2 separate regions of the Homo sapiens genome follow, and region 1 is linked to region 2. The links are chromatin loops, found by intact Hi-C in ENCODE. Cell type or tissue: B cell. All regions are shown on one strand. Each heading gives the region's core, and the rest is flanking DNA. Links, peaks and the distances in the headings are about the cores only.

Evidence for each region. Peaks named below come from ENCODE experiments on the same cell type or tissue, not always from the same donor. Only the 100,000 strongest peaks of a DNase experiment are listed, where the experiment ranks them.
Region 1: a loop joins it to region 2, with 9 times the contacts of the local background. A loop is called at or near these places in 3 of 110 quality-filtered maps.

What each region holds. Positions count from the first base shown.
Region 1 is chr11:60,948,189-60,958,459 of GRCh38, forward strand. SLC15A3 (solute carrier family 15 member 3) reads right to left here and starts at 3,988. Exons shown (of 8, transcript NM_016582.3): 1 at 2,806-3,988. The coding sequence starts at 3,363. RefSeq lists silencers at 3,271-3,430, 3,751-3,980 and an enhancer at 4,161-4,300. In B cell, for the core only: CTCF peaks have their summits at 1,123 and 1,462; DNase peaks (open chromatin) are centred at 3,243, 4,033, 4,393, 6,433 and 2 weaker places; H3K4me3 peaks cover 3,542 bases; H3K27ac peaks cover 6,147 bases.
Region 2 is chr11:61,065,775-61,076,045 of GRCh38, forward strand. LINC02954 (long intergenic non-protein coding RNA 2954) reads left to right here. Exons shown (of 4, transcript NR_186234.1): 4 at 1,657-1,823. The region is part of intron 1 of LOC105369325 (a long non-coding RNA gene); the gene reads right to left. It overlaps LOC124902677 (a long non-coding RNA gene), which reads left to right and starts at 7,938. Exons shown (of 2, transcript XR_007062690.1): 1 at 7,938-10,271. In B cell, for the core only: no CTCF peak of the experiment used is centred there; DNase peaks (open chromatin) are centred at 4,917, 5,607 and 7,007; H3K4me3 peaks cover 1,027 bases; H3K27ac peaks cover 3,986 bases.

The DNA of each region.
Region 1 (10,271 bases), core at 763-8,762, 120 kb before region 2:
TCCATTGGAGATTCTGCGGGGTCCTCCTGGAAGTGGGGAGGGAGGGGCATACCAGCTCACTGATAATTCTCGCTCTAGACTTTCAAGCAGAAAATTGAATAGGTCCCATTAGAAGCAGCCACTTCCATTTATTAATTGGAAGTAAATGAATGTGACTATTGTAACTCTAAGGGGGAAGACCAGGCAGCCCATTCAGGATATAAATGAGTTCTTTTAGAATGAGCAGATGCTTTGTCGAGAGTGATGGATGGCCCTTTCTGAAATCAGCAAGTATGTGAAACACGCAGCTCCTGGGGTATAGCTGTTGCCAGATGGTGCCAGTCCCACCCACCCCCACATCCCCATCTGACTGCCCCCCTGAATTCTGCAGCCGCTTCCTGCCTGTTGTGAAGTACCCACTCTTGTTAACCCATATGCTATCTACACTGCAGCCGGAGCCATTTTTGAAGAGCTCAAATCCAGTGATGTCCATTCCTGCCTCAAATCATTTTGGTGTTTCTGCACTGTCCTAGGGATCAGGTCCCGACTTCATGAGGCCTTGTGGCCTGCCTTTGCTCCACCCAAAGTTCGTGCCCAGCCAAGGGGAGAACGTACAGGAGCTTCTGGCCCTGTTGATGCCACGGGAGGCTCTGCTCAGTGGCCTGGCCTCCAGAAGATCAGTTTTGCCACAGGGGGTACTAGATGGGTGAGGCTCTCTGGAGGTCAATAGGGTCAATGACACAGGTTAAGGGTACTGGGTTGGGGGTGCTAGTGGGATGTCAATGAAATAATAGGATTAAAGGAAGATGAGAGATTCCCATTGACAAATATTGGGGGTCTCTAGGTCAGAAAGAATGTCAACAAGAAGTAAGAAACGGTCAGGGCTGGCCGGTCGCAGTGGCTCACGCCTGTAATCCCAGCACTTTGGGAGGCTGAGGCAGGTGGATCACCTGAGGTCAGGAGTCAAGACCAGCCTGGCCAACATGGCGAAACCACATCTCTCCTAAAAAAATACAAAAACTAGCCAGCGTGGTAGCGGGCACCTATAATCCCAGCTACTTGGGAGGCTGAGGCAGGGAGAATTGCTTGAGCCCGGGAGGTGGAGGTTGCAGTGATCTGAGATCGCACCTCTGCACTCCAGCGTAGGCAACAGAGCGAGACTCCGTCAAAAGAAAGGAAGAAAGAAAGGAAAGAAGGAAAGAAAGAGAAAGAAAGAGAGAGAGAGAAAGAGAAAGAAAGGAAGAAAGAAAGAAAGAAGGAAAGAAAGAAAGAAAGAAAGAAAGAGAAAGAAAGAGAGAGAGAGAAAGAGAAAGAAAGGAAGAAAGAAAGAAAGAAGGAAAGAAAGAAAGAAAGAAAGAAAGAAAGAAAGAAAGAAAGAAAGAAAGAAAGAAAGAAAGAAAGAAAAGAGATGGCCAGGGCTGGCCTGGGGGCATGAAGTCATCATCAAAGGATCCTAAACAAGCTGGACAAGTGACTCCTTGTCAAGGACACTGGAAACTGCTAGGTGCTGAATTGTGGGTGCCAATTGGATGAAACGATCCTTTTGAAAAATGTCCCCTTTATGAGTATAATATGTGCAATCAAAGAACATTTGATAAACTGAGACAAGAAGAAAGTGCAATTAGTCCAGTGGCCTGATCATACCACTGTGACAATCTTTTTCCAGTTTCCTTTCGTTGACACCTCGTCTTTCCACATGGCTGCAGTCCTATCTGTATGCAGTCCTGCCTCCTGCTTTTGCTCATTTACACCATATGTGGTTATTTTAATAATATTACATTTTAGTCTAAATTATTGTCTAATATCCCACTGGGAACAGCTATCAAAATATAGCCGTGTTGTTGGGCATTTACTCATTCATTTAGCAAATACTTATTAAATTTCTTCTACGTGCCATGCTCTGTTCAAGGGGGAACGGAGAAAGGCTCAGAGGTTGAGCTAAGGGAGAAGACCAGGCAGCCCATTCAGGATATAAATGAGTTCTTGCCCATGTGGCTCCAGCTAGTGAAAGGCAGAGCTGGGATCTGAGCAAGTCGGCCTGACAGCCTCTAGCACTGCTGGTAGGAAGAAGCTGGCTTGCTCCTGCCCTGCCCGCACATCCCCATAACACACAGAGAGGAGGTTCATGGTGGGACCTGGAGTCCAGCTGCCTTTACTCGGCTCCTCGACCCTCCATGTCACCTTGGGCAAGTTGATTAATGCCATGAAACCTCTCAGTGTCTTTCTCTGTAAAATGGGCATAATAATTCCTACTTCCTGGGTGGTGAAGAGTATTAAATCAGTTAAACAGTGAAAGTGCTTAGCATAGGGCCTGCAAGTAGCTCAAAAAAGACCAACCTGCCTGGCGTGGTGGCTCATGCCTGTAATCCCAGCACTTTGGGAGGCCTAGGCAGGTGGATCACCTGAGGTCAGGAGTTCAAGACCAACATGGTGAAACCCCACCTCTACTTAAAAAAAAAAAAAAATTACAAAAATTAGTTGGGCGTGGTGGCAGGCCCCTGTAATCCCAGCTACTCTGGAGGCTAAGGAGGGATAATCGCTTGAACCCGGGAGGCTGAGGTTGCAGTGCGCTGAGATCGCGCCATTGCACTGCAGCCTGGGCGACAGAGTGAAACTCCGTCTCAAAAAATAAAACAAACAAAAAAACAACCATGGTTATTCCCACTGCGGTTGCCATCGGTTTTGCAAGGGCTAGCCCCCCTCTTCTTTCAAATCAGGAAACTAGTGCAGGCAGGGGACCTGGTTTGTCCCAGGTCACGCTGGGGGCCAGCCCTCCTTCCCTCCACACCCGCCGGAGTATGCCGGGGCAGGCCTCCTGCCACTCACCTGGTCGGCACCGAAGGAGGTGAGGTTGCTCCGGACGGAGCTGGCGGCCAGGCCGAGTAGCAGCAGGCCCGCGTAGAGGACGGGCGCGCAGTAGGGGCTGGGCGAGGAGCGCGGGCAGCCGGCCGAGGGGCAGGCAGGTCCCAGCGGCGACGCGGGCATCTCTCCGCAGAAGGAGCTGCGGCCGTCGGGGAAGGCGGTGGCGGGCAGCAGGCCCGAGGCGGCCAGGTAGAGCAGCAGGCTGAGCGCGACCGCGCGGTAGCGGCCCAGGTACACGTCGGCCAGCCAGCCGCCCACGGGCGCCAGCAGGTAGGAGGCGCCCAGGAATACCAGCGCGGCGCGCGTCGCCTGCTCGCCGGTCCAGTTGAAGTTGGTGCTGTTGAGGTACAGCACGAGGTTGGCGGTGACGCCGAAGAAGGCGGCGCGCTCCAGCATCTCCACCAGCAGCACGGCCGCGCCCGCCGCCCGCCGCCACCGTCGAGGGCCCCGCGCACCGCGAGGCAGCAGCGGCTGGCGCTCCCCGGGCACGCGGGGCTGCTCCCGGGCGCGCGGCGCGGGCATCCTGGCTCCGGGCTGGGCCCCCCGCGGCTCTTCTCTCCTCTCCTCTCCCCGCCTCAGAGCCCTGCACTCCTGCCCCCGGGCCTCGGCCCTCTCCCCCACCCAACTGGCTGGCCCTCCTTTCTCACCGCTTTGGCCCACCCTTCCCTCCTGTCCCCTCTCCCTTTCTTGCCCTACCCTTCCTGTCCCTCCGCTCACTACCCGGACTCTACCACCTCCTCCCTAATTCTCAACTCCCCTCTCCCTTCCCCCACCCCTAAGGCTTCCTCCCCGCGCCTCTCCTGCAGCTGTTTCTCCCTAACTCTCCCCTCTCCTCCCTCCACCTTGACCCTTCCTCGCACTCTTGTTCACACTGCGACCCTCCCTGCTTCACTTCGCTGCCCCTCCGCCTCCCTTTCCCCTCCCCGTTTGTCGCCCCTTCCTGTTGTCCCCTCTCCTTATGACTCCTGGCCTGCCCTGGGCGTGGGGTGGGGGCTCCCTCTGCCCCAGTCACCCTGCTGCCCCTTGCCGTCTTCTCCACCTCCTCCCTGTCCCCCTCACCCCCACTGCCTACACTCCCCTCTCAGTCCCCTGCAGCCCTCCCCCCAGGCTCAGCCTCTGTCCCTCTCTCGGCTTCTTGAGAAACTCTGGGCTCCCCTCGCTTCCCCTTTCACAGGCCCTATCCGCAGTCCCCTGCCTGCATCACATGGCGCTACTGGGTGTTTAGGAGAAGTGAAAGCCTGGGTCACAGGGCTCCTGCCCGGTCAGCTTTCTAAAAACCTCCCTCCTTCTCTACCTCTGCCTCCTACCCCAAACCCCCGCTGCTGGCCTCCTTAGAGCCAAAAAATTCCAGGAGGAATTTTTTCTTTCAGTTTCATTTCTCGCCAGGATTCCACTTTTGCTTTACCCTCTTCCAATCAAACTCCACGCCTCCACCCGAGGCGCCACGGGTAGAAAGAAGTGGAAAGGCTACCTGCATCATTTGGTCACACTCAGCCATTTCACAGATGCAGAGACAGACCCAGTGGGGCTAGGGCAGGAAGGTGGAGAAAGATTGGTTCCTGGTAACTGAACTAGGGGTGAAGCCCTGCCCCGGGCTCCTGAGTGGCAGGGAAATTCACAGCGCAATTCGGATTGCACAGAGGCTGCTGTGAGGAAGGAAGTGGGGCACTTTCAACAAGCCTGCGGGCCATAGAGGACCACAAGTGAGTCGGGATTGAGAGGGACACCGACCTCAGACTAAATCAGAGTCAGCCTCAGAACTCCTAAGCACCAGCCCCACCCTGACCTAGGAGCCCGGGGGATCTGGCCTCTGCTCTCCTCTGATCTCATCTCAGCCCCATGTTCACTCAAGTCCAGCCAGCCGGCCTCCCAGGTTCCCCTTCCATGCTAAGCTCCTCCCTGCCTCAGGGCCTTTGTCTTTGCTGACCCCTCTGCCATAACTGCTCTCCCTCCATATCCTTGCATGGCTGGCTGCTTCTCTTTATTGAGGTTTCAGCATATATGTCTCCTTTGTAGGGACCTTCCCTGATTTTCCCATCTAAGTAGTTTCCTACTGGATTCTCAGCATCCCCCATCACATTGTCTTGTTTTAATGTCTTCAGAGCACATATTACTTGTTCAGTTAGCACCAGTAGAATAGGCCCTCCATCAGATCAGAGACCTTTTCTAACTCTTCACTGTTTTATTCTCAATGGCTTCCCAGTGCTTGGCAAATAGTAGGTGCTCAATAAGTATTGCCTGAATCAATGAATGGAAAGAGTGTCCCAAGGCAAAATTTGTAAGAATAATAATATCAGGAAAGCTAAAGCTAAATAAACTGAGTCTCACAAAAGCTATAGATACCAGCAAAAAAAGCACTATAGATACCAGCAAAAAAGCGAGGGATTTTTTGTTGTTGTTGTTTGTTTGTATGTTTGTTTTGAGACGAAGTCTCACTCTGTCGCCCAGGCTGCCATGCAGTGGCACAATCTCGGCTCACTGCAACCTCCACTTCCTGAGTTCAAGCAATTCTCCTGCCTCAGCCTTCTGAGTAGCTGGGATTACAAGCGCGTGCCATCACGCCTGGCTAATTTTTGTATTTTCAGTAGAGATGGGATTTCACCATGTTGGTCAGGCTAGTCTCAAACTCCTGACCTCATGATCCACCTGCTTCGGCCTCCCAAAGTCCTGGGATTACAGTTGTGGGCCACTGTAAGTTTTTAACATGTTAGAGAAGCCAGGCCAAGAGGATGGTGAGAAAGCAAAGCCCTCCATCCCAGGTCTTCCTGCAGTCACTGCAGTCAGGACCATGTGCTCTCGTGAGGTGGGCAGAGCCTGGAGGAGAGAAGAGGAGACTTCAATGGAGCTGCACCATCCCTCGACTTGGAGGAAGCTTAGGTCATCAGCTGTGACGGTATGGTGACGAAGTTCAGATCACATCAGATCCAGCTCCTTCCTCTCTTGGCAAGATCACTAGGCTGGCAGATGAGCTCAGACTTAGCCCAGAGAGCTGAGTCTTACCCAGAGAGCTGAGAGAGTGCTGGCCTGCCATCGGTGATGTTCAGCGGGTGGTAGATGAAGGGAAAGGCTTCTAAAAGCAGTGTGGCCTGCAGAGAAAAACCCAGGAGAGGAAAGTAGCAAAGAAAAGAGGAGTGCAGCATCTTTTTTTTTTTTTTTTTTTTTTTTTTTGAGACAGAGTCACACTCTGTTGGCCAGCCTGGAGTGCAGTGGCACGATCTCGGCTCACTGCAACCTCTGCCTCCCAGGCTCAAGCAATTCTCCTGCCTCAGCCTCCTGAGTAGCTGGGATTACAGGCGTGTGCCACCACGCCCGGCTAATTTTTGTGTTTTTTAGTGGAGATGGGGTTTCACCATGTCAGCCAGGCTGGTCTCAAATGCCTGACCTCAGGTAATCCATCTGCCTTGGCCTTCAAAAGTGCTGGGATTACAGGTGTGAGCTACCGCACCCAGCCCAGCGTCTTTCTTACTGCCCAGCCTCCATCTCCAAGGTACCAGGGGGCCAGGTGCTGGGCTGGTTCACTGGGGAAAGTCCTGGGGACACATTTAGCTGGGGAGAAGGTAGGGGTGACTTGCCTCTTGCAGATAGGGGAAGTAATGTTCCAAAAGCGGACATGACTGTCACCCAGGGCACGAGTCACAACACTGATGACCAGTGGGAGGGAGCTGGAGAGCAGAATCTTAGAACTGAGGAGCCCCAGAGCTGGTGGGCCATGGCCGTGACCCACAGGTCTATGTGGTTTGGCTCTGATAGTGTTTAGTTACATGGTGTTTAGTTTTTGTTGTAGCTTCTGTTACTGTTTCTCTTTTTATTTTTTTATTTTTATTTTTTTTTGAGATGGAGTCTCACTGTGTCACCCAGGCTGGAGGCTGGAGTGCAGTGGGGTGACCTCGGCTCACTGCAACCTCCGAATCCTGGGTTCAAGAGATTCTCGTGCCTCAGCCTCCCGAGTAGCTGGGACTACAGGTGCCCGCCACCGTGCCCAGCTAATTTTTGTATTTTTAGTAGAGAAGGGGTTTCGCCATGGTGGCCAGGCTGGCCTCAAACTCCTGACCTCAAGTGATCCACCTACCTCGGCCTCCCAGAGTGCTGGGATTATAGGCATGAGCCACCGTGCCCGGCCATATTGTTTTTTAATTTTAAAACATTTTTGAAGTTTTAGTTATCTCCTTAAAAATTCAGAAGTATTGGCCGGGCACGGTGGCTCACGCCTGTAATCCCAGCACTTTCGGAGGCCGAGGTGGGTGGATCGCCTGAGGTCGGGAATTCGAGACCAGCCTGACCAACATGGAGAAACCCCATCTCTACTGAAAACACAAAATTAGCCGGGCGTGGTGGCACAGGCCTGTAATCCCAGCTACTCAGGAGGCTAAGGCAAGAGAATCGCTTGAACCCAGGAGGCGGAGGTTGCAGTGAGCCCAGATCGCACCATTGCACTCCAGCCTGGACGACAAGAGCGAAACTCTATCTCAAAAAAAAAAAAAAAATCAGAAGTATTAGCATGAAGATCCGGACTTTTGGCTACTCCTGAAATTGCAGAGGATCTGGCATCTCTGGGCCTGCATGCTCACAGAGAGCCAAGGGCAGCAACACTGTCTGGTGCGGTGACATGCTGAAGTGTCCCTGCAGATGCCTTGGTTGGAGGCTGGTGAAAATGAGCCTTTTTACCTGTGCATCTAACACAGCTACTGTTGAGTGTGAGAAGCACAGGGGCTGCGTCATCAGCGAGCTTTCTTAGAGAGATCACAATGAGGATGTTAGGTGAAGTGGCTTCTCGAGTCTCCTAGATTCTCCTGATGGCACTCTGCCAGGGCAGGGTGAGAGACGTCAGATTTTAGGAAGTTCAAAAGTAGGACTTGACTAACCACTTAGGCCCCCAGCTCTACCTTTTAAAACCCAGCACAATTACTTTATGTGGTTGAAAAAAATGAAGCAATGAAACCTTGATCCAACTTTCACTCTCCAGGTACAATTTCTTAGTAATGCACTGGCACCATCCTGCTGTGTTGCCCACAGGTTTTATAGTTCACAGGTGAGCATCAAATACACACAGCCTCATCAAGACTGTGCAAGCAGGACCAAGAGGTGGCCCCTGCAGTTGAGGCAAGGTTATCCCCCAGATCTAGCCAAGGCCTGCCTCACACCTTCAGAACAATTTAGATTTCTCTTATACCTGGCCAACCCACTCTCTACACCTGTAGGGTGATCCTGGGCTTGACAATAGGTGAAAATTAAAAAATTGAGCCACCTGGATAAAAGCATAATAGCCACAGATTGAGGAGAGGCAAAGTAGAGGGAAGGACAGTGACAGTCTGGGGAATTTTTTGACTGCTATGCAGGCATTCATCCACAGCAGCTTCTTATGCTGCAGTGACCAATCCTAACATCCTGCTCACTCCAGGGTGGTCAGTCCCAGCATGCCCTGGTGTGTAGCAGGTGCACCAGGAATTGCAGGTAACCTACCGCTGAATTGTCCACACATCATTCCCATTCCCAATGGAGACAAGTGGCTGCCCGTGGAATATCATTTACTTGTGGCAGGACAAGGTTGAGAACTGATGTTTGGCCCCATCCCCATGACTACAAGGACAGCCCGGTGCCTTGAAAGGAGTAGGACAGAGCAGACACCTTTCCAAGCCGATGGGGCCAGAATGAATCAGCAGCACATTCCCAGGGCCACAGCTTAGGATGAGACATAGACTGTGGACTGGCTTGTGGAAGGCCATGGCCCCCAGTGGGGAGGATGACAGTAGAGGATACACCCTCATATTGTCTTCCCTGTCCCTTAGCACCCAGGAGGAGTGAGGCCATCCACAGACTGGGATCTGGAGGGGGAGGCAACATTTTGCCAAAGATAGTTTTTTCTTCTTACATCATTTTATTAAGTGTTCATTCTCACCCACCTTTTAGAAAATGGATTGCAGTCATGCCTGCCCCCTGTTGCAGATATCCCCAAGGGTCCTGCCCCTAAGTTCCATTGATGTTGCCTGGTCATTCTGTTTTGTGTCCACCCATCTCTCTCTCACCCCCACAACACTGCCCCTGTTTGGGCAGCCAGCATTCCCTTCCTGAACCACTGCAGTAGGACCTTTCGGTTCACGTTCAGCACTGAAGCCAGCGTGCTTGAAACCCTGAAAGGGCACCCTCTGGTTCTGGATTCTCTAGGACAAAGTCTCAACTTCTTTGTCCAACTTTGCAGGCCCTCCAGGATTAACCCCTTCCGGACCAACTCCCAAGTTCATCTCTGACTGCTCTCTCTCCATGTCTCCTGCTCCCACCCTGCCTTCAGCCATGGTCAGCTTCCAGCCGCCTTTCATCTGGAACTTGGCACATGCTGCTCCTCTAGCCTAGAACTTTCTATGACTCATGAATACTGATCCCTCAGGACTTGACCCAGATGTAACCTCTTCTGAGTAGTCTCCCCTGATTTTTCAAGGCTGGGATCCTGGGTTAGTCTGTTCTTGCATGGCCGTAAAGAAATACTTGAGGCTGAGTAATTATAAAGAAAAGAAAAGAGGTGCTGGGCGTGGTGGCTCATGCCTGTGATCTCAGCACTTTGGGAGGCCGAAGCGGGTAGATCACTAGGTCAGGAGTTCACAACCAGCCTGGCCAACATGGTGAAACCCCATCTCTACTAAAAATACAAAAACTAGCCGGGTGTGGTGGCGGGCACCTGTAATCCCAGCTACTCAGGAGACTGAGGCAGGAGAACTGCTTGAACCTGGGAGGTGGAAGTTACAGTGAGCCAAGATTGTGCTACTGCACTCCAGCCTGGGAGACAGAGCAAAACTCTGTCTCAAAAAAAAAAAAAAAAGAAGAAGAAGAAGAAAAAGAAAAGAGGTTTAATTGGCTCATGGTTCTGCAGGCTGCATAAGAAGCATAGTGCCAGCATCTGCTTCTGGTGAGGCCTCAGGAAGCTTGCAATCATGATGGAAGGCAAAGGGGAGCCAGCATGTCACATGGCGACAAAGAGAACAAGAGAGAGAAGGGGGAGACCCCAGAGTCTTTTAAACAACCAGATCTCCCATAAACTAACAGAGCAAGAACTCCCTATTACCATAAGGGATGGGGATGGTGATGAGCCATTCATAAGGATCTGCTACAACGATCAAATCACCTCCTGTCAGACCCCACCTCCAAAACTAGGGATTACATTTCAGCATGAGATTGAGGGGACAAACATCCAGCCTATAACAGTTCTCCCTCATCATCCCTCGCGGCAACTCATGTCACACGAGCCTGCTTACTTGCCTGTTTCTCTCACTGGACTAGTGACTTTTTGAAGACAGGGCTCGTGTTTTCTTCCTCTCTGTTTCAGTGCCTGGCACCATGCCTGGTACCTAGAAGTCACATCCTCTCCAAGGGAATACTCTGGAGTTGGGTCACCAGAGAAAGGGCCCTGGTTTGACCTCTTAAGAGCTGTGTGATCTTCA
Region 2 (10,271 bases), core at 1,028-9,027:
TCGTAATGTTTTAAGAAAGTTTACAAATTTGTGTTGGGCCACACTCAAAGCCGTCCTGGGATGCGGGTTGGACAAACTTGACCTAGACATTCTGCCTCTCTTCACTTGGGCCCCCCCAGATGTCTGGCCTGCGTAGACCAGCCTCAGTGCACGCAGCTGGAAGGTGCAGTGCCTGTCGGAGGCACCCGTTTCCCCACCAAGGGCCTCATGTTCGCATGCCCACTCCACGTTCACTCCATCATCCATCTCACTCCGTTTTCTATTGAAAGCACCCTGTCACCTTTCGCGTTTCCAACTCAGGAAACAGCAACCACGGAACAGAAGAAAAATCAAGATCCCATTTGCCTTGATGGATTCATTTCGATACAACTTCACTCAAGAGCTCGCCGCTTCCTGATTTCACATTTCACCATCAAAGACGAGGGCCGGGGCAGAGCTGGGGGATGTGGCCCAATCGGCAACATGCGTGGCTGAGCAACAGGTTTCTGCCAGGAGAGGCAACTCTGGGACCGCAGCTTCGGGATCCATTGGCCCATCCCAACAGCTAACAGAGGCAGAACATTCTGGAACATCACCCACCTGTCCCATCCTACAGGCTCCCAAGCCAACTGTGGCAAAGGTGAACCAAAGCCCTGAAAGAACTCGAAGTGAGACAAAGCCAGGCTCTCTGTGCTGAGGGAAGCAAGGCCCAGAGAGGGCAGTGGTGTGGCCACTGTCACACAGCGGGGCTCTGGGTCCAGTCCCTCTCTCTGATTTGGGCACCTCCCCCCTGCAGCAAGCATTGATGACTTCAGGTTACACGATACAGGAATGTCTCCATCCCTTTCCCCAAGGTAAGGAAAGGGCTCACATCAGTTAATTGCTCAAGCAACCCCAGAACCAGGATTATAACAAGGTGGTGCTCTGCCACGGGGCTGATAGAGAGGACAGGCCCTGGCCAGAGCAGGGGTGGGGCAGGGACTGCGGACCAGAGGTCCTCCCCAGAGCTTTTCATGAGCAACTACTAGGCCCTCGATAGAGAAGCCCAGCATGACCGAGAGGCAGTCTATGAATATGGTGACAATGCCACACTGTGAGGATAGAACCCAGCCCCGGCTAAAGCCCACTGAAAGTAAGAGCAATAATGCAATTCATTCATTCATTCATTCATTCATTCATTCGACAAAGTCCGTGCCAGGCTCTGTGGCTACAATCCTGAAAAAGACACAGTATCTACGTCTTCAGGTTGCTTAAGTAAAATCATTAGCACTAAAAAAATGTGGTATTCATACAATAAAGCACAACACAGCAACTAAAAAGCAGGAACTCCTGCTACACTCAAACACGGATGAATTTCATGGGTATAATGAGGAGCTGAAGAGGCCAGGCACAGAAGAGTCCATACGCTGCAATTCAAAACACTACTTACGGAAAGCTGGAGAACAGACCCATAGTGAGAGACCAGAACAGTGCTTAGCTCTTGGTGGGAGGGGGCGGCTGATAGGAGAGGCTCTAGGGAACCTTAATGGGGGATGAAAATGTTCTAGATCTTGAGCTGGGTGGAGGTTACACGGTGTATGTGTGTGTGGGTGTGTGGGCGTGTGTGTGCATGCAATATATATAAAAAAAGTTTTACATTTTTAAAAATCATTAACAGTGTTTACACTTCTTTTTCAGAGCTAACCTTACATATGCTTGATCAAATGACGAAAAGCTTCAGCCAGAAACAGTTTTGCCTGGGTTCTGAATCTTCCCTGAGCTCTTAAATTCTACCCAGTGAGCATCTAGGTTAAAACCTGGATAAAACCTGGATAAAAGATTAAAAAACTCAACCAAGTTTCCAAGTTCTTGTACTGCTTGGCTCTGTGTAGATCCGAGTTAACAAACAGGTTTCAATCCACATACCAGATCTGATGGTATGAAGCACTGATTATGGCTGGGCACAGTGGCTCATGCCTATAATCCCAACACTTTGGGAGGCCCAGGCAGGAGGATAGCTTGAAATAGGAGACTGGGGCCCTTGCAAACCCACTGAACTTCCTGGTGGTCACAGTGGACAGTCAGCCTGGGGAATAAGTCTCTCTGTGAAAAATGCAATGAACACAAGGCCCCTTTCCATGGCCTGTGCTTGGAACCAGCAAAGGAGTCGGCCATTCTGCATCCTGAGCACAGACAGAGGAGCTGTGGGTGACAGATGGTGCCTGCCAGGAGCAGGGATGCATGAGTCTCAGGTCAATGACAGATGTGGCTGGAGCCCAGTGTGGAGGCCCCAGGCTCCAGCGTGACCTAGTTTTCGAGATTGATGGGGCTGGCGTTGATGGCCTCCCGTGCACTCTCCTCTGTTCAGTGGGGGGCAGAGAGAACCCAAAACAGCAACGCCCTCCCCCAGCCCACACTTAGACAACAGGTGACTACGAAAGGAAGGCAGGAGGGGAGGTGGGGAGGGGAATGGCAGGCGGGCCAAGTTGGGTGGGCTCCGGGGCAGATATGTCTGCCTCTCTTCTCTGAGGCACGACTGAGGGGCAGAGAAAGGCCAGGCAGTGGCAGTGACTTCACGTGCGCTGCTGCCAACGACCCCCATCCCTCCCAATCCACCGTGGTAACACCAATATGTTCCCAGCTTGGATCTCTCTCTCTCTCTCTTTCTCCCCACCCACCTTGGGCCCCAGACTCATACCCAGCCCTGTCTGCTCAGCATCTCCACTTGGGTGTCCGAGAGCATCTCAAGTGTCATATGGCCAAAAGCAAACTCCTGACCATCCCTATCTCAAGACAGGGCTTCTCCATCCTTCCAGGTGCTCTGGCCAAAAACTGTGGTGTCACCTGTGACTCCTCTTTCTCTCACATCCCAGCTGCAATCCAGCCAGAAATCCTATGGGTTCTGCCTTCGAGATGTAGTCAGACTCTGGCCACCTCCCACCCCCTCCACTGCGACCGCCCTGATCCTGGCCACCGTCCTCTCTGCCTCCTCACCTGCCTTCCTGCTTCCTGCCCTCATTCCCTTCCGGGTGTTCTCCCTGCTGGATGTGGAGTGATCCCATGTAAAAGGCACCCATGACGTCTCCCACCTCACAGCCTACTGCTCTACCTGCTCACACCACTTGGGTCACGCTGGCCATCGGACACACTGGACAGCCTCAGGGCCTTTGCTGGTCCTGGGCTGGAAGGCTCTTCCCCTGGAGAGCCCTCAACTCCCTTCCTCGCCTTGGGTGGAGCCTTCCTGGACAGCCCTATTTAAATCGCCACCCCTCCCTCCCCCTTCCCCCTTCTCTTCTCCTGTTTTAGTCTCTTCCGTAGCATTTATTGCCACTGGACACACAATATATTTTTACTTATTTATTTTGTTCATTGTCAGTTGCCCCAGGTTAGACTGTAAGGAGCATGAGGGCAGGAAAGTTTGGGGTCTGTTTTGTTCTTGCCATGTCTCCCAACACCAAGGACAGTGCCTCGTGCATAGCAGGCACCTAGTAAGTTATTGAATAAGTGAATGAATCAGGATCAGTGACCTCCCTCTGGAACCACAGGCTTGACAGCAAAGCTCTCCCCCTTTCTTCTGGCCCCTCAGTGCCCCCCTCAGGGCAGAACTCCAGGTACCCAGTGTGTCTCCAGCAGGTCCCTGTGTCCCCTTAGTGGTGGGAACAAGAGATCCATCAGTTCCAAGCCTCAAGATGCCTCTTGCCTCCTTCATCATCTGTCTCCCTCACATCTGCCCTGCCTTTGACAATGTACAAATAGCTTTGAAGCCCTGTAAGGTTTCAGCATCCTTGTTGCGTAGGCTGGGAGAGCCAGGCAACAGCCCAAAGACACACAGCTTAGAAGGGAGGAGAACACCCATCCTGACAGCAAGCTTGGTCATTGCTCAGATTCACCCTGTCCCTACCACCTGCTTCCTCCAGGCCAGCACTGCAAGCCAATCGTGATGACAACGACGGTGCTGGATGGAGGACAGACAAAACCAGTGAGGCTCTTGCAACAGGGGAAAATGAGTCCACCAGCAACAAGAAGACTGGGACTGGGGAGGGGGTGCAGAAGGGATTAAAGGGTTCAAGGGGGCCTGGGAGGACAGAAGGGGATTCTGTTTGGGTTCCCCTCAACCAACCTAAAGCAGATTCTGCTGAAAACACAGGAGGCAATAATACCCTGAGCTTTTTAAGTGCATGTCCCCATGACCCCATAGCCCTACACCTAGAGGTTTATTGCAAAGCCATCAGGGAAAGAGTGTACACAGAACAGTGAGGGTTAGCTATACGGGGTGCTTGGCAGAGCAGTGCTGGTGAGAGGAGGACAATGGAAACCTTCTCAGTGTCCCCAGATAGGGGAATGGGATTTATACGCCATGACTCCCTTGAAAACAATGAATGTGCACCTACATTTCCTAACTCGGAAAGCCGGCAATGACATTGAGCCTAAAATTCTGTGTTGTATGGGCCCATTCGTGTGTGTGTGTTTTTTTTAAATGTACGTGTTTGCAAAGAAAAGTGTCTAGGGCCAGGCGTGGTGGCTCACACCTGTAATCCCAGCACTTTGGGAGGCCGAGGTGGGTGGATCACAGGGTCAGGAGATTGAGACCATCCTGGCTAACACGGTGAAACCCCATCTCTACTAAAAAATACAAAAAATTAGCTGAGTGTGGTGGCGGGCACCTGTAGTCCCAGCTACTAGGGAGGCTGAGGCAGGAGAATGGCATGAACCCGAGAGGCGGAGCTTGCGGTGAGCCAAGATCGCACCATTGCACTCCAGCCTGGGCAACAGAGCAAGACTCCATCTCAAAGAAAAAAAAAGTGTCTAGGAGGAAGTATATCAGGTGCAGTAATGGTGACTGCTGCTAGTGAGCCTAGAGGGAGCTCACTCTCTTTTTCATTCTTTTCTGTATTCTATTGCTGTGGGATAATTAAGGAATCAGAGAGACTGAGGGGTTGAGGAAGAATTATGTAATTATTTAGGTGCACCAAACCAGTCGGATTAACATCCAAAGGACTGAGCCCCAAACAAAGAGTCCGGTTACCTTTTAAGCATTTTGTTGGGCGGGGGCGGGGGGGGTAATCTGTGCAGAGGGAAGCATATTACAGAAGTGAGAAACAAAGACAGTTATTCAACTGAGACATGCATTACATCATTTCTTACTTTTTAAGGAACAACATGTTTTACGACTTGAGATTATCTGTCAAGTGACCTTGAAGCTGCACAGCTAGAGAAACAGAGTCTTCACAATGCCTGGGAAAGGGAGAGATAAGTCTCACTGGCCACAGAAAGAAAAACAGGCAGTTAATTTTAAAGGACTCCAGCCCTTTCTCTTCCTCAAGGGGAACTGGGTTTTCTTACATTCAGCTGAGTTTTTGATTACACAGTTTTTAATTTCTTTTCATTCCTGTTCCACTATGAATAATTTTACGACTAGCATATATCAATATTTTTAGTAAATAAAACAGTAAAGGTGCATGCATTTTAGAAAAACAAATTTAAATGCTCCAGAGACTTCCCCGATGGGCCAAGCCCACCAGGGCCCTCTCTCCAGCCAGACCCAGCACCTGCCCACTGAAGGCAGCCTCTAAGCCTCCGAAGCTGAGGGCCTGACACCTCCATCCAAGCCTCTGTGTGTGACTGAGGGGGGAGAAACAGAGAGAAAAGAACCACTTCCTGCAGAGCTGGTGGTGGTGGCGGCTCTGAGGGAGGAGAGACACCCACCAGAGGTGAGGACTAGAGGCTCCTTCAGCAAATGTGAACGTGACTCAGGGGGCCACCCTGACTGACAGGGCAGTGTGGCCCTCACGGTGACCAGGGCTCAGCCGCACTGTCACTGCCATTAACCAAAAGCCGGTGATCACAGGCAGAAGAGGCCTGCGAGTGGGACATGCCCAGTGGGCCTTGTGGGGATGGAGCCGGTCCTGCTTTAGGGGACAGGGTCTGAAGCAAGAGCCAGCAGGTGGCCTCGACCCATGGATTCCCCTGCAGGTCTCCAGGGCCACACCCATGGCAGGGCCTCCAGATAGGATCCCACTGCTCTTTAAGGAATGTTTGGGCAGGTCCCCAACAGCCTGGAGGAAACCCCTTACCAAACCCCTTACAGCCACCAGCAAAGGAAAGCCAGGCTTCCAGGTAGAATCTGGATCCATGAGGTGGACTGTGTTCTATCCACTTTGTACTCAGGGTGCCCAGCCCAGGCCAGGTGCTTAGTACTCGCTTATTAAGCGAAAGGATGAATGAATGAATGAGCCATCCGCAAAGATGACCTATGTTACTACTTTGGAAAGAAATGTCTTCAACGTGAGCTGGGCTTCTCAGCGGGTGGAGGTGCAGCTGTGTTCCAAACAAAGAAGCTATTTTTAAAGAGAGAGAAGAGGGAAAGACTGAGTCGGGAATGCCTGAGGCCTGGTTACTAGACAAGCCAGAGGACTCCTCCTCATCGTGCAGAGGAAGGGGGAGTCAGCTTCTGGGAAGAAGTGGGGCCCGCCTGGGGCAGTCTCACCAGAGGGAGGTGATGACAATATTGCTGGGCTTCAGTCTCCTGCCTTTAGAGGGTGAGGGCCAGTCCACAGGAGTTCAGATCATAAGGCCCAAGTCCCATTCTCCGCCAGCTCCCCGCCTGCCAGGTGAGGACACCAGTCAAGGACTTCTGTTAGACTGAGTCACTTGGGAGACTTAGCTCTCTTTGGGCACAGCTTGGTCCCCTGTGCATGTGGCCAGATGCCAGGGGGCTGGGCACTTCTGGGAGATGGGCCTCTCGGTGCATCAAGATGGCTTCACAGTGAGCGTGACTGTGAGGCTGTTGTGCCCCTCCTCCCTGATCTTCTGCCACGACCCTGGAGCCCACTTCAGTCACCACTGCCAAACCATCACCTTCCATCACACACACTCGGACTGTGGTCACACCCAGACCACCAGGATGGACACACAGAGCTGAAGACCCAACCCTTGGCAGACACCATAAAACAGCCCAGCTGGCTCCAGTGGGCGGGAACCCTGGTAGGAAGACATGGAAGCCATCTGCTCAGGTGTCCTCTTTCTGCAGGCCCAGAGAGAGAAGACTTGCTCAGGCTCAGGTCAGAATCCAATCCGGGATCCGAAGCCAGGGCTCCAGGCCTCACGTACGGTGCACCACGGGGAGTTTTGGCGATAAAAGTCAGGGCTTCCCAAGAGGCCTGAATCAGCAGGAAGTGGTAGCAGCTTGCTCTACTGGGGCACAGTCCCCACTCCCCACCCACCAGACCCTCCATCGACCCTCATGCTCCCCATCTGGGAGTTGGGGCGGCCAGGGTTGCAATTGTCCCTGACAGAGAAGAATTGTGCCCCAAATTCCAGAGGCCAGGAGGGAAACAGGATAAACCACAAGGCACCCACAGCGCCTTCAGGAGTCCTCCTGCCTCTAATTTGCTGTGTGACCTTGGGGAAGTCCCTTCCCTTCTCTGGGACTCATTTTCCTGATCCGCACGATAGAGTTTGGTCTCCAAGGTTTCATCTGATCCTGAGAAGCTCTGAGTCCAAGCCTGGACACATTCTTACTGTGTCAGAGGCAAACACTCAGCCAAACTAGCTGGTCACTAAAAATAGAAAGGCTGGGCGCAGTGGCTCACGCCTGTAATCCCAGCACTTTGGGAGGCCGAGGAGGGTGGTTCACTTGAGGCCAGGAGTTTAAGACCAGCCTGTCCAACATGGTGAAACCCCATCTCTACTAAAAATACAAAAATTAGCCAGGCGTAGTGGTGCATACCTGTAATCCCAGCTACTCAGGAAGCTGAGGCAGGAGAATCACTTGAACCCAGGAAGCAGAGATTGCATTGAACCATGATCGTGCTACTGGACTCCAGCCTGGGTGACGGAGCAAGATTCTGTCTCAAAGAAAAATAAAAATACAAAATAAAAATAGAAAGCCACTAAAATAAGGTGTGGGGTGGGCTAGGAATTTTTAGATACAGGCACCATTGTTATTTTTATTTTTACTAAATTTATTTCCCTTTTTTCATATTTTGATTTCACTAAAAATAGTGAAAAAAGTTTCCACGCACAAAGCATTCTCAACAATGTTTTTGGCCAGATTGACAGCTGCAGCTCCCTCCAGCCATTTATTAATGGCTTTTTCTTTTTAAAAAATCTACTTCTGCCCATGAATCTGAAACACATTAACTGAACATTTGGGTCAAAATTTCTCATACATGCTACATCTTCCCTCTGGATGAAAAACTCCTGGGGAATGGGGATTATGTCTTCCATAGCTTTCTCCCCTCGTGTCCAGCCTGGCTTTAGGCCTGATAATGACTGCTGTCATCATTGTTGCTGTTATTGTTGATTTTCATTATAGAGCCTGAAGGAAACTTCAAATCGAATCCAACCTCCTCTCTTTACCAATGGGGAAATTGAACCCAAGAGAATAAACTGTATTTAGTCTAATATCAGATCCTTGGTGGAAAGGCTCAATATTGTAAACATGTTGATTCTACTTCAAATCAATCCAGAAATTCACTGAACTTTAAATCTAATGGGATTGGGGGGAGTTGGGGAGATCTGACAAATTTATTTGAAAATGAAGAAGGATAGCTAAGAAGTGTTAGAAGCAGACGAGTAATGTCCTTTCCCATAATAAGATTATAGTTCAATCTAAAGATTTACACAATTTAAAACTGGGTATACCATTTTAGGAACAGATTAATTAATGGAAAAGAAGGAAGAATTCAGAAAAGGAAATTCATCTCATTTATTTTAAAATTCAATGATGTAGTGCTAATCCTAAGCAGTGGAAGGAAACCTGGAATTTTCAAAAAGTGATGTTGAAGCAGCTGTTCTCTTTTTGGGGAAAACAAACTGAAAAATAAAAAACTTTAGAGTTAATTTTAAATAATTAAAACAAGTCACATCTCACACCTACTCAAAAATAAAGTACAATTGGATTAAAGATTTGTGTAATAAAAAAAGACACTAGAAGAAAATATAGGGGAAAAATTTTTTATAACTTGAATGTGGAAAATGTCTTTCTTAGCATAGTATAAAAACTAAAAATCCTGAAGAGAAAGAATTTGGACCCCATGAAAATTTAAAATGTATGAATAGTGGAAGATATCATAAAAAATAAATAGTAGAAAACAAATGACAGTCTGGGAGAAAATATTTTCAACACATGCAACAGACTAAGGATTAATATCCATTATATATAAAGAGCACCTACAAATCCACCAGGAAAGGACTGACAACCCCCACCAAAACAGGTAAAGAATATGAATAGATAACCAATGAAGAAACACAAATGTTTTGTGGATGCAAAACATATTTAAAAAGTGTTCAATCTCTCTACTAATTAAAGTAATAAAAATTTAAAACTCATGATATTTTATACCTACCATATTAGTAAAAGTCAAAAAATATTGGTAACATTCAGAATTGAGGACGTGGAAGGTAATCAAAGCTTTTCTTCCTTGACAGTAATAATGTCAATGGTTCAGCTTTCTTAAAAGAACAACTTGGGCATTATCTTTCAATATTTTTAAATGTTCATATCCATGCAGCAGCATCATATCTGGAAATCCATCCTACAAGATACTAAACACAGGTGCCTAAAGACATGTTTGCTGTGCTCTCCTTGTAACAGGCAGACAAATTGTTGATGAATGATAAAGAAGGATAAAATAAATCATGGTAGTCCCAGCTACTCGGGAGGCTGAGGTGGGAGGATTGCTTGAGGCCAGGAGTTTGAGCCCAGCTTGGGCAACATAGCAAGACCCCCATCTCAAAAAAAAATTATTGCACATTCATGTTATGGATGGCTGTGCAGATATTAAAGAGAATGACATAAATCTGCCTGTATCAACATGGAAAGTCACACACAATTTATTGGAAAGTGGAAAAAAAGAAATAATTATATAATAATCAGTATAATATTATCCCATTTCCATTTTGTAAAACAAATAAATAAATAAAGATTCAGATCAAATTTTTAGTGGTGGTTACAGCTGAGGAGTGGGGTCGGTGGGAGTGATAGGAAGATGGAATGTTGCTATTTAAAAATGTATGTTGGTCAAATTGAAAAAAAATAAAAGATATCCTTCACATATTTCAATAATGAAAAAAGCAAGAAATAAGATAAAATAAAATAAATGTAAGTTGGTGCTCTTTGAATGCGTCTTGATGATATCTGCAGTTTTGCACATACATATACTGTGTGTGTGTGTGTGTGTGTGTGTGCACACGCCTATATAATTAACAAAGAAACATATCCTCACTGGCCCTGTGCAAAGCTGTTACAATATTTATTTTAGGAATGAGGAAACAGTCCTGAGTTCTATCACTTGCCCAAGAAACTCACA